Regions from separate parts of the Homo sapiens genome. Here region 1 is linked to region 2. Evidence: chromatin loops called from intact Hi-C (ENCODE). Cell type or tissue: Calu3. All regions are shown on one strand. Each heading gives the region's core, and the rest is flanking DNA. Links, peaks and the distances in the headings are about the cores only.

What was found. Peaks named below come from ENCODE experiments on the same cell type or tissue, not always from the same donor. Only the 100,000 strongest peaks of a DNase experiment are listed, where the experiment ranks them.
Region 1: it touches region 2 in a loop (21-fold over the local background); 12 of 110 quality-filtered maps call a loop at or near these places.

What each region holds. Positions count from the first base shown.
Region 1 is chr7:88,544,052-88,550,499 of GRCh38, forward strand. No RefSeq gene overlaps it. Among named protein-coding and RNA genes, the nearest start is that of ZNF804B, 210 kb to the right of the region's middle. RefSeq lists an enhancer at 2,703-2,997. In Calu3, for the core only: a CTCF peak has its summit at 2,837 (motif pointing right); a DNase peak (open chromatin) is centred at 2,890.
Region 2 is chr7:88,833,017-88,839,464 of GRCh38, forward strand. The region is part of intron 1 of ZNF804B (zinc finger protein 804B); the gene reads left to right. Among named protein-coding and RNA genes, the nearest start is that of TEX47, 41 kb to the left of the region's middle. In Calu3, for the core only: no CTCF peak of the experiment used is centred there; a DNase peak (open chromatin) is centred at 2,325.

The DNA of each region.
Region 1 (6,448 bases), core at 1,866-4,365, 290 kb before region 2:
TCCCTCAGATATTTGGGTCAGCAAGGTATAGCGATTAGGTACTACTGGATGGATTGGGACTTTGGCCGCATTAATGAGGCAGAGGTCCTGAACTACTCTTCATTACCCATTGGGTTTTTGCACTCCTAATATTAGGTTTTTGTAGGAGCTGTTACAGGGTTTGAGAGGACCCTGTATCTTCAGGTTATTAATAATAGCTTCTAGCCCTTTCTTAGCCTCTGGGTTTAGGGAATATTGCTCCTGGTTAGGAAAAGAAGTGGGATCCCTAAGATATATCTGAACTGGCTAGTGGTTAAAGCTTGACCAATTTTCCCTTGAGTTGTCCACACTTACGGATTGATATTAGCTTCTACCAGTGGGAGACAAAGCTATTGTCCTGGGGCTATAAGGATGCTGGCCCTCATGCAAGCTAAAACGTCTCTACCTAATAAATGAGTGGGGCTTTCTGGCATGATTAAAAAGCCATGTGTAAACATTAGGTTTCCTCATCTGCAACTAAGGAGTTGAGAAAAATATCAATTTAGAGTTTTTTTTGAGATGCCCCTGATGGTTGTGTTATAAGAAGAGCAGAGGCCTGGATTAGAGAGGAAAGGAGAGAGGCTGGCTTCAGTGTCCAGAAGGAGATCTACCTTCATTCCTTCAATTTCCAGAATCATCTCAGGCTCCAGTGCTGTAATGGCAGCTTGAGCTGCTGAAGCCAGGCGTTTGAACCCTGGGATCCATCAGTCCTGTTGGGCCATCTGTGAGACTGGTTCTGAACCCAGTGACCTTCATCTTCAAGGGCAGTCTGATTTCCAGTGGTCCCTGCCACATGCTGAACAGGGTCATGGTGGTTTCTTCTTGCTACCTGGACACTCCTTCTTAAAGTGCCCTGACTTGCCACACTGATAGCAACTAGTGGATGCACCTTGGGGATCCTGGACTTTGCCAGGCTTCAAAGCAGCTATTAGAGCCTCTGTCCTTCCCTTTTCTTCCTTTCTTTCTCCTGGTTCTCCTCCTGGTTCCTATTATAAAAGACTGAGGTGGCCACCTTCAGAGAGTTCTCTAAGGTACTATCTGGTCCTATAGCCTGCTTCTGCAGTTTCCTTTTAATATTGGGAGCTGCCTGTGTAATAAAATTGTATTTTAGGATGAATTGTCCCTCCACTGACTCAGGGAATAGGGTTGTGTGCTTTATTAGTGCCTCTCTCAGTCATTCCATAAAGGCTGCAGTATTTTCTTCTCATGGACAGTTTAGGGTAATTAAGGGGTTTGGCCCTAGTTCTTTATAGGCCCTCCAATACACACATTAAAAAATGTTTTCTTTTCCATTCATCTGTAGCACCACTGGGATTCCAGTTAGGGTTGTCAAGAGGAACTGCTTCTATTGGGAATGGTGTTTCCCTTTCCTATTTTCTCTTTTCCTTTTAGACCTAGGGTTTGGCTTAGGAGCAGTGTAACATCCCTCCATGAGAGGTCAAATACCCGAGTTAAATTTTGGAAGGCTTTTACATATTTATTAGGGTCATCGGAAAATTGGCCTAAGTCTCCCTTTACTTGCCCGAGGTCCTAAAATGAGAAGGGAACTTGAACCCTAGTGACATCACCTCCATTGTGCATTTCCTGTAGGGGTAAGAGTGAAGGTCGGGGAGTGGGAAATTTTGGAGATGGTGGAGGTAGAAGAGCTGGTGGTGTGGTTGGAAGTGGCCCCAGATAAGGGGAACTAGAAGGGCTGGGATACCCAACAGCTGCCTCAGATGGTTTCCCCAGAAGTTGCTTTTCTAGTCTTGGGGAATCATTCAGTTTGGTCCTGCCAGATATGATTGCTAAAAGGGCTGGGTTGATTGTGCAATGCTTGCAAAGTCTGGGTTGTCTTGCAGGGCAAAGAAAGCCTATGCATAAGTTACCTTGGACCATTTTCCTCCTGTCTGCAGAAAAGATCTAATTGTTGGATAATATTAAAATTAAGGCTCCCTTCCAAAGGTCAGGCTGGTTCAAGAGCATAAGAAGGTCATGCCCTCATGCAAAAGAAAATGAACTGCTTTTTGTTCAAAGTCTCAGGGTCAAAGAGTCCTTGTGTTTCAGAATGCACTCCAGAGGGGTGCAGGCTGAAGATGGTCTGTTACCCATTTAGAAAGAGAAGTGAGAAAAAGGCATTCCTTTAGTCTCCTTACTTTTCTTGCGACCCAGGGTGGATGGGAAGACAGTGGGGGTGTCCCCGCTGCTGGTTTTTTTCTCCATGGTTCCTGGGTGCCGGTAAGTTGTTGAATGTGCTGCCCATGGTTGCAGGCATGACCTCCAGCTGTGGAAACAGAGGAACTAAGAGACTGGGATTAGTCATAGTCATCCATGTGATTTTAGTCCTCTGCCTGTGATTTCCCTTTGACTTCCTAGACTTTTGTGACCTACCTGGCTCCTCAGGAAAAAAAAAAAAAAAAAAAAGGATCTTGGGAGAGACAATGTGACAGTTGCATTCAGGCAACTGTTGCACTTCCCTCCTTAACAGAGGTAGTGTGCTAGTTTGAGCTCTATATACTGCTGTTATAGCCCATGCTAAAGCCTTCACCCTTAGAGAATGGTTCTGGTTAACTTCTGAACTTAAAATTCCCTTACTAATTAAGTACCATTCTAATTGGAGGCAGAATAGGTGCCTTAAAATAACATAGGGACTAAATGACTATTGATGGGACAGTATAGAGACTAAAATTTGGCTTTGGAGGATATTTTACTCCTAGTTGTTGAAGGCAGAATTTTCCAGTTTACAGAAGCAACATGAAGCCTGATTTCTAGTAGAGAAGTGCAAAAAAAGAAGAGAATTGGGAAGCTAGAGTGTTTTGGTAAAGGACCTACAATGTGCCTCATGGAGAGGATCCCTATTCCACTAGGTGGTGCTGTTGACCTTGAAATGCCATGTGCTGTCCAGACCAAGGGCAGAGAGAGACCTGGAAGTTCCATGTGCTCTCCAGACCAACGGCAGAGAGTGATACTCACTGTGGGAGGGGGGACCCTCTCTTCCTAGAAAATCACAAAGACACCCTTTGAGTTATATCCCTGGTTACTACGACATTCCCTGATCTTGCCAAACAAGATTACTTCCCTGAACTGTAAAACTTCCCACACATTGCATACACAGAGAGGATAGGAGATATGGTGGTTGCAGATAGGAAAGGAGGAAATTATGATAGGAAAGTTGGAGATCCTGTTGCTGGCACCCCATTGGGTGGTCGGAGGCTGGGGTCAGTCTAGAAGCCTTTGGATAACACTGGGGAGTAGCCCCAGCCAGAAATCTTCAGTCACTTCAAAACCTCTTCCAGCCCCCCGTAACATCTAAGTCCTCCATGAAAGTAAGCTGGTTCAAACATAGCTAATATGCCCAGGAACTCGTGGGTACTGGGGGATTCTCCATGTTCTCCCCAGCGAGCCTCACATGCAAGTCTTTAAGAATGACAGCCATGCTGTGTTTTTAACTGGCTAACGGATGCCCATTATTGATTTGATTTGCTTCTAAAATAGAGGCTGAGAGCCCTGAAAACAGAGGACAAAGTTGGAGTCCGCTCCTCTACTCACTGTTTCAGTGAATGTTGTGCTTTGGTATCCTAGACGAGGTCCCCCATATGAAGTGGCTACATTGTCTGGGGTATACACCCAGGATTCGTCTTCTCTCACCAGGAAAATTTAGGACATGAACACACATGAGGAGTTTAGGAGTGGAGGTTTAATAGGCAGAAGAAAAGAGAAAGAAAAACAGCTCTCTCTCTCTCTAGAGAGAGGGTTCTTTGAGTGGAAAAGTGGAAAAGACCAGCTGGTGGCACATGTGCCAGATTTTATAGTTCAGCTTGAGGAGGTGGTGTCTGATTTATGTAGGGCTCATGGATTGGTTTGATCAGGTATGACGTTTACATAGTGTGTGGGGAAGGCTGGTCTCTCCACCCTAATCCTGTAATGGAAATGAACTTTCCCCTTGGCCAGCACCATCTTGTCTGCTCCTTACTGTACACATGGCTGGCAGAGAGGGAAGATGGAGCTGCCATCTTGAACATGTCTAGTCCCTAGTTCCTGCCAGCATTCACCCGTGCAAACTCCCAGCTTGCTTGTCTGCGTCTGCAGCTGGACTTTACAGGCTGCTCTTTGTTAGAAAATGGTTTGGGGCTGCTTTTCATTAAAAAGAAAGCCTTACTGAAGACTCCCATACCCTTGCTACCTGCCTAAGTGATTTCTTCTTAACTCCTGTAGCAGTGTCTTGTTCTCAGGTATAGCATTCCTCCTCAGCCCTTCACAGGATTATTTAAGTATCAAAAGCTACAACATAAAGAGAGTACCTGGCACAGTGTTTGATGCACAGTAAACATTCAGTATGTCCTACAGTCATACTGATTTCTTTTATTCAGGATTCAAAAAGCTTAACATACAATAATGAGTTTTTTTTCAAACTGTGGTCAAAATATTATATTTTCTAGAATTTTACAGCCAGAAAAGCCTTAAACCACAAATCTTAATTCTGTAAATGAAGGAACAGCTCTAATGAAGTGAGATGATGTGTCCAAGGTGGCATAGTTAATTAGTGATCTGATGTTGGCAGGAGAGACTCCATTTCTTACAGAGATCTCTTAGGGAGATATGCACCTATATTTCCCAATTTCCTCTCTTAGGTTTATCAGTGACTTGACATGCACAATCAGAATTTACCTTGAACTCTGCCCAAAGGCTCCTTTTGCCTGATCTAGATAACATATTTTTGTGTAGCAGTTTGACAAAGTATGACTTATTATAAACTGTAACTATATAACATTTAAACAAACTTAGAAATTTTATCTAGCTTTTGCAGGCAGTTAAATATATTTTAGCCCATTTCATTTTAAAAACATTGTCACCATTTATTTTACCACATATATAAATTAAGATATAAATACAAGGTAAATTGGGGACTAAACTTTAAGAATCAGAGTTGGTAGTTTCTCATTCTCTAAACAGGCTTTATTTCATATTTGAAAGCATAAGTGAAAATTTATACTGAACATAGAATTACCATTTACATAATCATGTAAGTGTGATAGATGGAGAACAATTACCTGTGAATGTGGGCAATATGCCCAGACCAGAGAGACCACTTTCTGAAATGAGAATAACAATATTTCTATGAGTTCAAGGATTCTTCACAAAACAGTCATCCTAGTTGGATTGATTTACTAAAAAGTAGAAGCCAATGAGTTACAGAGTTACTTAAATGATAGCTGCACAAAATATTTTTGGTTACCATTTAATTATAATTACACCCAACTTAAAAGGGATCCTTCTCATAAGATACATTTTTTTCTCTAAAGAATCATTTGCTAATACACATCGTTCCAGTCTAAATAGAGTGGACATATAAATTATAATCTAAATAAAAAATTTTTGCTAATAATTATGCAGGACAATAGGTATAAATTATCCTGGGAAAACCACACTATATGGTATTGTTAAGGGCATAACTGAAATAATGCATAGGGTTAACAAAATGGGAAAAGGTGAAGTTACTATTGATGCCTTCTCATTTTCCTTTCTTTGTACTTTTCACTACTTCTGATGCCTTATCTTTTATTGTGCTTCAGCCTCTCTTGATACCCTACCATGGGGTGTCTTGATGCTGTCTCTAGGTACTGTTGTGCACACCAATATTATTCCCTTTTCAGGTGAAAGCTGCTGTTCTCCTCAATGCTTATATTAAATTTAAATCATAACTTGGTGCAGAGTACAAGAACATTTTTAATGTCAAACAGTTCTATGTTTGAGCTTCATTCCCCCACTCTCTAGCTGTGTAGCTTTGGACAAGTTACATAACCACTCTTTTCCTTATTTTTGTATAAATTTCTGGATAATGCCATCTATTGAGGAGCTTAAAGGAGTATGTTCAGTTAGAATGGGATGAGCTCTGCTAGATACCCAACTCAAAGAGCTGTGGACTTGAGAATCTATTCTCTACCCGTTATATGAGGTTAAGCCAAAGACAGGACATTTTATCTCCCAAGCCAAAGTGTCATTTTGTCACACAACAATGATCCTTCTTTTCCTTTTGCTCCTTTACTTGAAGTCACTTGTAGTCCTCCATGATTTGAGATATAGATAGAGGAAAGACTGTATGATTGTAATTCTTTCATTTTAAGAATTAATATTTGGCTTTACTATAATCACCCAGTACCAAGATGTTGAGATGAATGTTTCAAAATGCTGAGATGTCAGGCACAGCGCCTCATGCCTCTAATCCCAGCACTTTGAGACGCTGAGGTGGGTGAATAACTTGAGGTCAGGAGTTTGAAACCAGCCTGCACATGGCGAAACCCTGTCTCCACTAAAAATGCAAACATTAACCAGGCTTGGTGGCGTGCTCCTGTAGACCCAGCCACTTGAGAGGCTAAGGCAGGAGAATCGCTTGAACCTGGGAGATGGAGGTTGCAGTGAGCTGAGATTGCACCATTGCACTCCAGCCTGG
Region 2 (6,448 bases), core at 1,347-3,846:
TCGTCTTCATGCTAAAATCTGATTGTTTTTATTGAATGCTTTTATTTTTTAACCTGTTGTAAATTTATATTTGCATAATATAAATTTGCAATTTAATATTTTATATCCTCTTTCAATATTTCCTTTCTGCTTTTTTTTTTTGCTATTCTATCTTCCGCTTAAAAAAAAGTAAGTATTGTTGACATTAATCAGTTTCAAGGATGATAGGAAAAAGAGGTTTGTTTTTCTAACTAGTTATCTCCCCTTTCTAACTTCAGAATATTTGAGGATGCAATCTCACCTCTGTTATTTACTGTGAGAATTTGAGGAAATTACTTAACTTTTCTGATTCTATTTTTCTAATCCGTAAAATGGGATGAAAACTGCTGTCTTGTAAGGCAGTAGTGAGGGTTAACAGGTTCTTTAGCTCTTACAAAAAAGTCAAGTGATTACATGTATCTGACATGTTGCTAGGGAGTTACAATATTAAGATGAAGAAGGTAGAAAGTCAGGGACTTGGCCCTCAATAAATTTTAGGACCAGTAAAAGATAGGAAAATTTAGAGTCTGCGAGTTTGAAAGAGACTGGTTCTAGAAGAGCAATTCATTATTTCTGCTAATAATATAATGCAAAAAATCAGTTGCCATCATATTTGAATGTTTGTTTTATTATTAACTTAATGGAGAGCCTTAAGTCTATTGACCTCATGTGAGAAAGCCAAGCTTCTCAAATAATTTGATTGCATCTCTGTGAATTTATTTCACTAGGGTGAGGAAATTGAGAACCAGAGACTTGGGGTGATTTTCTTAAGGCTTTAGTGACAAGATCAAGGCTAGGTCCAAATTTCCAGTAGATTTATGTAACTTAGTGCATTTTTATACTTATGCCAAAATTACTTATTTTCTTTTTATCAGAAACACTATTCAGAAAATGAGATCAGATGTTTTTTCAGGTAGAGTACAATTAAAAAAAGAAAAAACAATTACAGAGAAAGCTCTTATCCAGAAATGGGGCTAGTTTTCAGCATCTATTTGGAATTTAAATGCATTCTAGTGAACTCCAAGCAGATTAGCCTGTATTTGAAATATAAGGTCAAGTGGGAGGTTATAATCAGAAAGAATTAGAACTCCAGAAATTAAAGTTACCTTGAGAGTAAATGGCTGTTCTATATGGAATTATTTTTTGTTAAAACAATTTTACACAAAATGCCTTTATAGGTAACTATTATTTTAACCAAATGTAATAATATACGAATGACATGAAGGAATGTAGGCTATATTGCGAATTATTTTTGAATTGTGACTGTTACAGCTATTATAACCAGGAGTGTAGCTAAAAACCTAGTATTATGTATTAAGACAATAAGCTGATCACACATATTAATTCGTGCTTTAGAATTCCAATATAGTCTATACAAGAAAAACTAGTCATCTCCAGTTGCTTAAAAGACAAGTAATTCTAATAATCTTGTGAATGCAGAATTGAAAACGCACATGATAATGGATAATGGAGTTAAAGTAATAGAAAGTTCTTGAAGAAACTTATGAACCCCTTCTGAGATTTACTTTATAATGATTTATAGATTATCTTGATTGGCGTGATGGTATTATGGGTTTTTATATTTGTCAAAATTTATTGAACTATACGCTCACTTTGTGTATATATTTTACTATATATATATATTATATCCCAATAAAGTAGTTTGAACAAAACATCACCTTAAGTTGAACGATGCTATATTGATGTCAGATGCTCTGTTTGCCAAACTATTTTTCGCCATTCAATCTCCTTGTTCTTTATACTTTGATACTTTGGTTGCTAGAAATGTAGCTCTTGGGAAAAAATAAAAATAATACATTCTTAATAAAAGTATGATGAAATACTCACTTGCAAAATGTCCAGAACAACATATGACAGAATTTTGACATCTATGAAAGGCACCAGCCCTCTTTGGATTTCTGCAGCATTTTCTTTTGTACAAGGAAATAATGCTCATATAGAAAAGACACTACTGAACTTTCAGAGGTCTCCTACGAACGGAACTGTAGTACTCATTGTATTTTAATCAATTGGAGTTTTATTCTATTTTTATATTACTTTAAAATTGGAGTTTACACATTGGTAATATTAACATTTTTTAGTGGTAATAAAATTACATGCTGCAAGGAAATCAGGATACAGTAGCATACTGCTTTAATTTTTAGAAGTTAGTGTGAACCCAAGATCATGAAATCACTTTTCTATCTCTGTTGCTGAAAGCTTCTGAAGCTGGCAATAGAAGTAGCTACACCTTCACATCACCAGTACTCCTGATTGCCCCCTTGTGTCGATATATTGAATTTTAATCCCCGTCAAAAAAGGGGAACCAGGCCTTCTTAGAGATCTCATTCTGTTGTTGGAGGAGAGATCATTCAGAATGAGCACAGAATTTTCTATTATTGCAAAAAGCAAAAAGTGTTTTTAAATATATCAAACCTATTCCTGAATGGACAAAGAACCCCACTGAAGAAGGCTATCACTGGCCAATGGATAAAAATGTAAGCTTAAATAAGCTTGAATTCAAATGAAAATAATTTGAATCTGTAAAAAGCCATGAGTTCAAAATATAATTTAAAGGAAAAGTTACAATAAAATTTGCAATGGTGTAGTTATGATGCCAAGAAAGGGTAACTTCGATAGTAGATATTTGCTTTTTATTTATTTTATCAACTATGTAGAATGTGTGTGTACAGGTATTCTATATATGCATATACATATATCCTTTTTCAGTGTTTAAGATTGTTTCATGTATATATAGTTATTAATTATAAGCAAAATGAAAGCAAATACCTAAAAGAAAAAGAAAATATAAATATTTGAGCTCATATAAGCTCTGCATATGCAGATTGTGTGCATGTATATGTGTTTGTGCATCTTTGTGTAGCTAGTCTATGGGAAAGAGTAAAGAGGATTAAATTTGAGTGAGCCAAACATTCTCTGTAAAGGTAAAAACAATTTATAAATGACAGGATGTTGTAGCAGATATTTTCTTACTAAACAATCCTGGTATATGATAACCACTTAGAAAGATACTGTATCAAAGGGACAGCCAAGGTATATACAAGGGATCAAGGTGATCCTTTGATCACCTCTGGCGGTCATACACATTAATTAGTTAACACCACGTTTTGAGATAATAGGTTAGCCAGGTTCCAAAAAGAAGAATTGTTGGGGCAGACTTGAACCTTCATTTTCTAGTAGATAAATTGCCTTGATTCTCATTCTGTTGAAGTTATAGATAAATTCCACAGAAGTTTTGAATCACAATAAGTGACTAGGTAACAACACAAGAATAATGAGGTAGCATTGATCATTTCAAAAGTAGAGATCACATGTTTTCTGGAAAAGATGTGAAAGGCTTGGACTTAAAAGTCCCATGGGGCAGCAAATCAAATCACTCTGGACTACACAAAGAATCACTTGGTAGTCAAGCAAGAACAACAATAACATTTACATTCAGATAGAGTTCTATTTTTAAATTAAGTAAAATTATTATCATTCTAGGAAGTTGCTAAACGAAGTATCTACTTCAAATACTTACCCTTTAGAGGGCATAATACTAGAAATAATAAATTATAAATATATAAAAATGTATAAATGCACAAATGAGTAAATGAATGTTGATCAACATTCTACTGAATACTTGAGGGTCTCTATGCAGATTTCCAGAGCATGCTATCTCTCTCTCTCTCTATGCAATTCGCTCTTTCCCAGTATTCTGTCCTGCAAACACTTGCCACCTGGATTCCAAGTCTCCTCACCTTTGGAAGTCCATCAGCCTTATTCAGAGGAGTGAACAGGGGGCCGATGTAGGAATCACTTCATTTATTTCCTGTCTGACAAGGAACTCTGTTCTTTGTTGGCTGATGTCCAGTGTTTTGAAAAACCTTGATTAATAGTTTTTGGTTTTTCTTTTGTTTGTTTCAGGGAGGGCAAAACTATTTTCTGTTAGTTCTTCTTTGCCACAAGCCAGAAAGGACATATATGTTTACTATTATTGTAACAAAATAGGAAGTCCTCATAAAGTTTTTCTGCTGCATATCAAAATAAGATGGTTGCCCCCAAAAAAGCACTTGTCCAATTGATTGAGTTGAGAGCTAAACAATCCCCTTTCTTCATGGTACACAATATATTTTTTTTTGTAAAGAGTAACTGACAGACAAATTATGGTTATTCATGCTTGGCTATATGGCAAACATTTACTTTAAAATGAAAGAAGTGATCCTGTAACTTCAAGACAAAATAAGTGATCAATATTTGTTGCCAGTGATAAAATTGAAGCTGTCAAATGAAATCGAAATTTTGGAAAACTTGTGTGACATCCACTGTGAGTTGAGAGCTTCCCAATACTTAGATTTTTCTGATAAGGATGTGGTGATATTAACAAATAAATTTTTTATTGTTTAATAAAACATGTTAGTATTGGAAGAACTGCATAACTCAGTGAAATCATATTTTTCAGTGATCAATGGTAGAAAATTATGCAAATGTGAAAGACCATTTAAAGAGTGGAATATACAATTTAATATAACAGTATAATGTAACAGGGCATAATAATATTTATTAAATGGATTTCAGATTGCACATTGTAATGAAGCTTTAATAAGTCACCAATTGTCAAGTTTTAGTGTAGTATCAAGGGAGAACGTTCACAGTTATCTGGAAATTATATTAAAATATTCCTCTTTTTCCAACTGCGTATCTATGTGAGACTGAATTTTCTTCAAGTACTTCAAAATAACATATTGCAACAGATTGTACTCACAAGTATATATGAGAATTTAGCTGACTTTCGATGGCCATCTATTAAAGAGATGTGCAAAAATGTAAAATACCACCACTAATCTCCCCAAGTTTTTTAAGAAAATATATTTACTTTCTACTAAAATGTGTTATTTATTTAAAAATATAATACATGTATTATTGTTTTAAATTAAATTAATAAGTATTTTAATTTTTCAACTTTTTCTTTTATGAGAAATACTGATAAATATAACTGACTTAAAAAAATCTTTGGGATTTTCAATTAATTTCAGGGTATTAAGGGATTCACAGACAAAAACATTTTAAAATTGCTTTTTTAATCACTGTAATATCATATACAGATAAAGCCAGTATTATTCAAGTATGTATCACATGCCTGGTCCAATCAAAGCTCTGTTAAAATACGCTCAATTCTTTTGTTTGTAAGGAAAGTACAATAAGATAAATACTATTATAGCCTCCTTATAGATAATGGAAAAATGAGACATAATTTTCCCAAATCATAAGCTAATGTGAAAAAAGTCAAAATTTAAACACAGGCAGACTGTCTCTCAAGTTTGTATTCTTAAACACCATTTTATATTATTCTGCTAAGTGTTTTGTTACATGTTACAGTGGTTTCAATATTTTAGAGTAGAACACATGGGATATCCTTGTTGAAGTGTTTGGAAAATTATTTGAAGTATTTATTTGGAAGGGGCTTGAAAGTATTTTTCTATAATTAAAAAGTGTTTGCTTATTTTTAAAGCTCAAAATAGATTTGTTACCTATACTATTAAGTAGATTTTAACATACTAAATATCTTTTATTACACATTTTTTAGTTTCTCCTAATTTACAGAGTACATTATAGTGGTAAGAGCAGGGGCTCAGACTTTCTTGATTTGACATTTTAGGGCCATGGTCAAACCCTGTAAACTCTTTGTGCCTTTGTTTCTTAATCTTGAAAACTGAGAGAAATAGAATCTATCTTGTAAAGAACTTTTGTGAGTTCCTTGAACTAATAAATATAAAAGTCTCAGAAACCTGCCCTTAACATAGTAAGGCTTCCAATAAATACTAACTATACTTGTTATAATAACTAGATAGTATTAGGTGGTCACGAATGTAACCTCCATAAATAAAGTCTTTTAAGTAGAATGATAACTTGCACCCTTTGATGTATAATTTCAGTTACTAATACATGTAACCAGACCTCATACAATTACGGTTAACTGTATTTTCCATCTTCAATGCCTGATAACTACATAGTTGGCGTAATCACAACTCTCAATTTGTTAGCTTTATAAAAATAGTTGAGCCAAAATGTTAACGTATGCTTAGCTTATCCTCACTCCTTTTCCAGTAGGATTGAGGCCAGTTTATTTTTACCTGCTATTTAGAGTTATAGAAAAACCTGGGTTCCTAGCATCTTATCTCTGATCAATTCTTGTGATGGAGTCCCTTACATTTGGCACCTTGAGAAGCTGCTAAGTTGTCCACATCTTAATATTAGGTACCAGGCTAAGTGCTTTATATACCTTTTTATATTTAGTCAGATAGCAAACCCATAAATTCGTTATGTTATCTGACTAAATATAACCTACCTTAGGTATAACATAAGGTATACCTCCTAGTTTCCTTAGGAGGAATACTGCTGTCCAGAAAGTAGAGTAATATGCTCAATG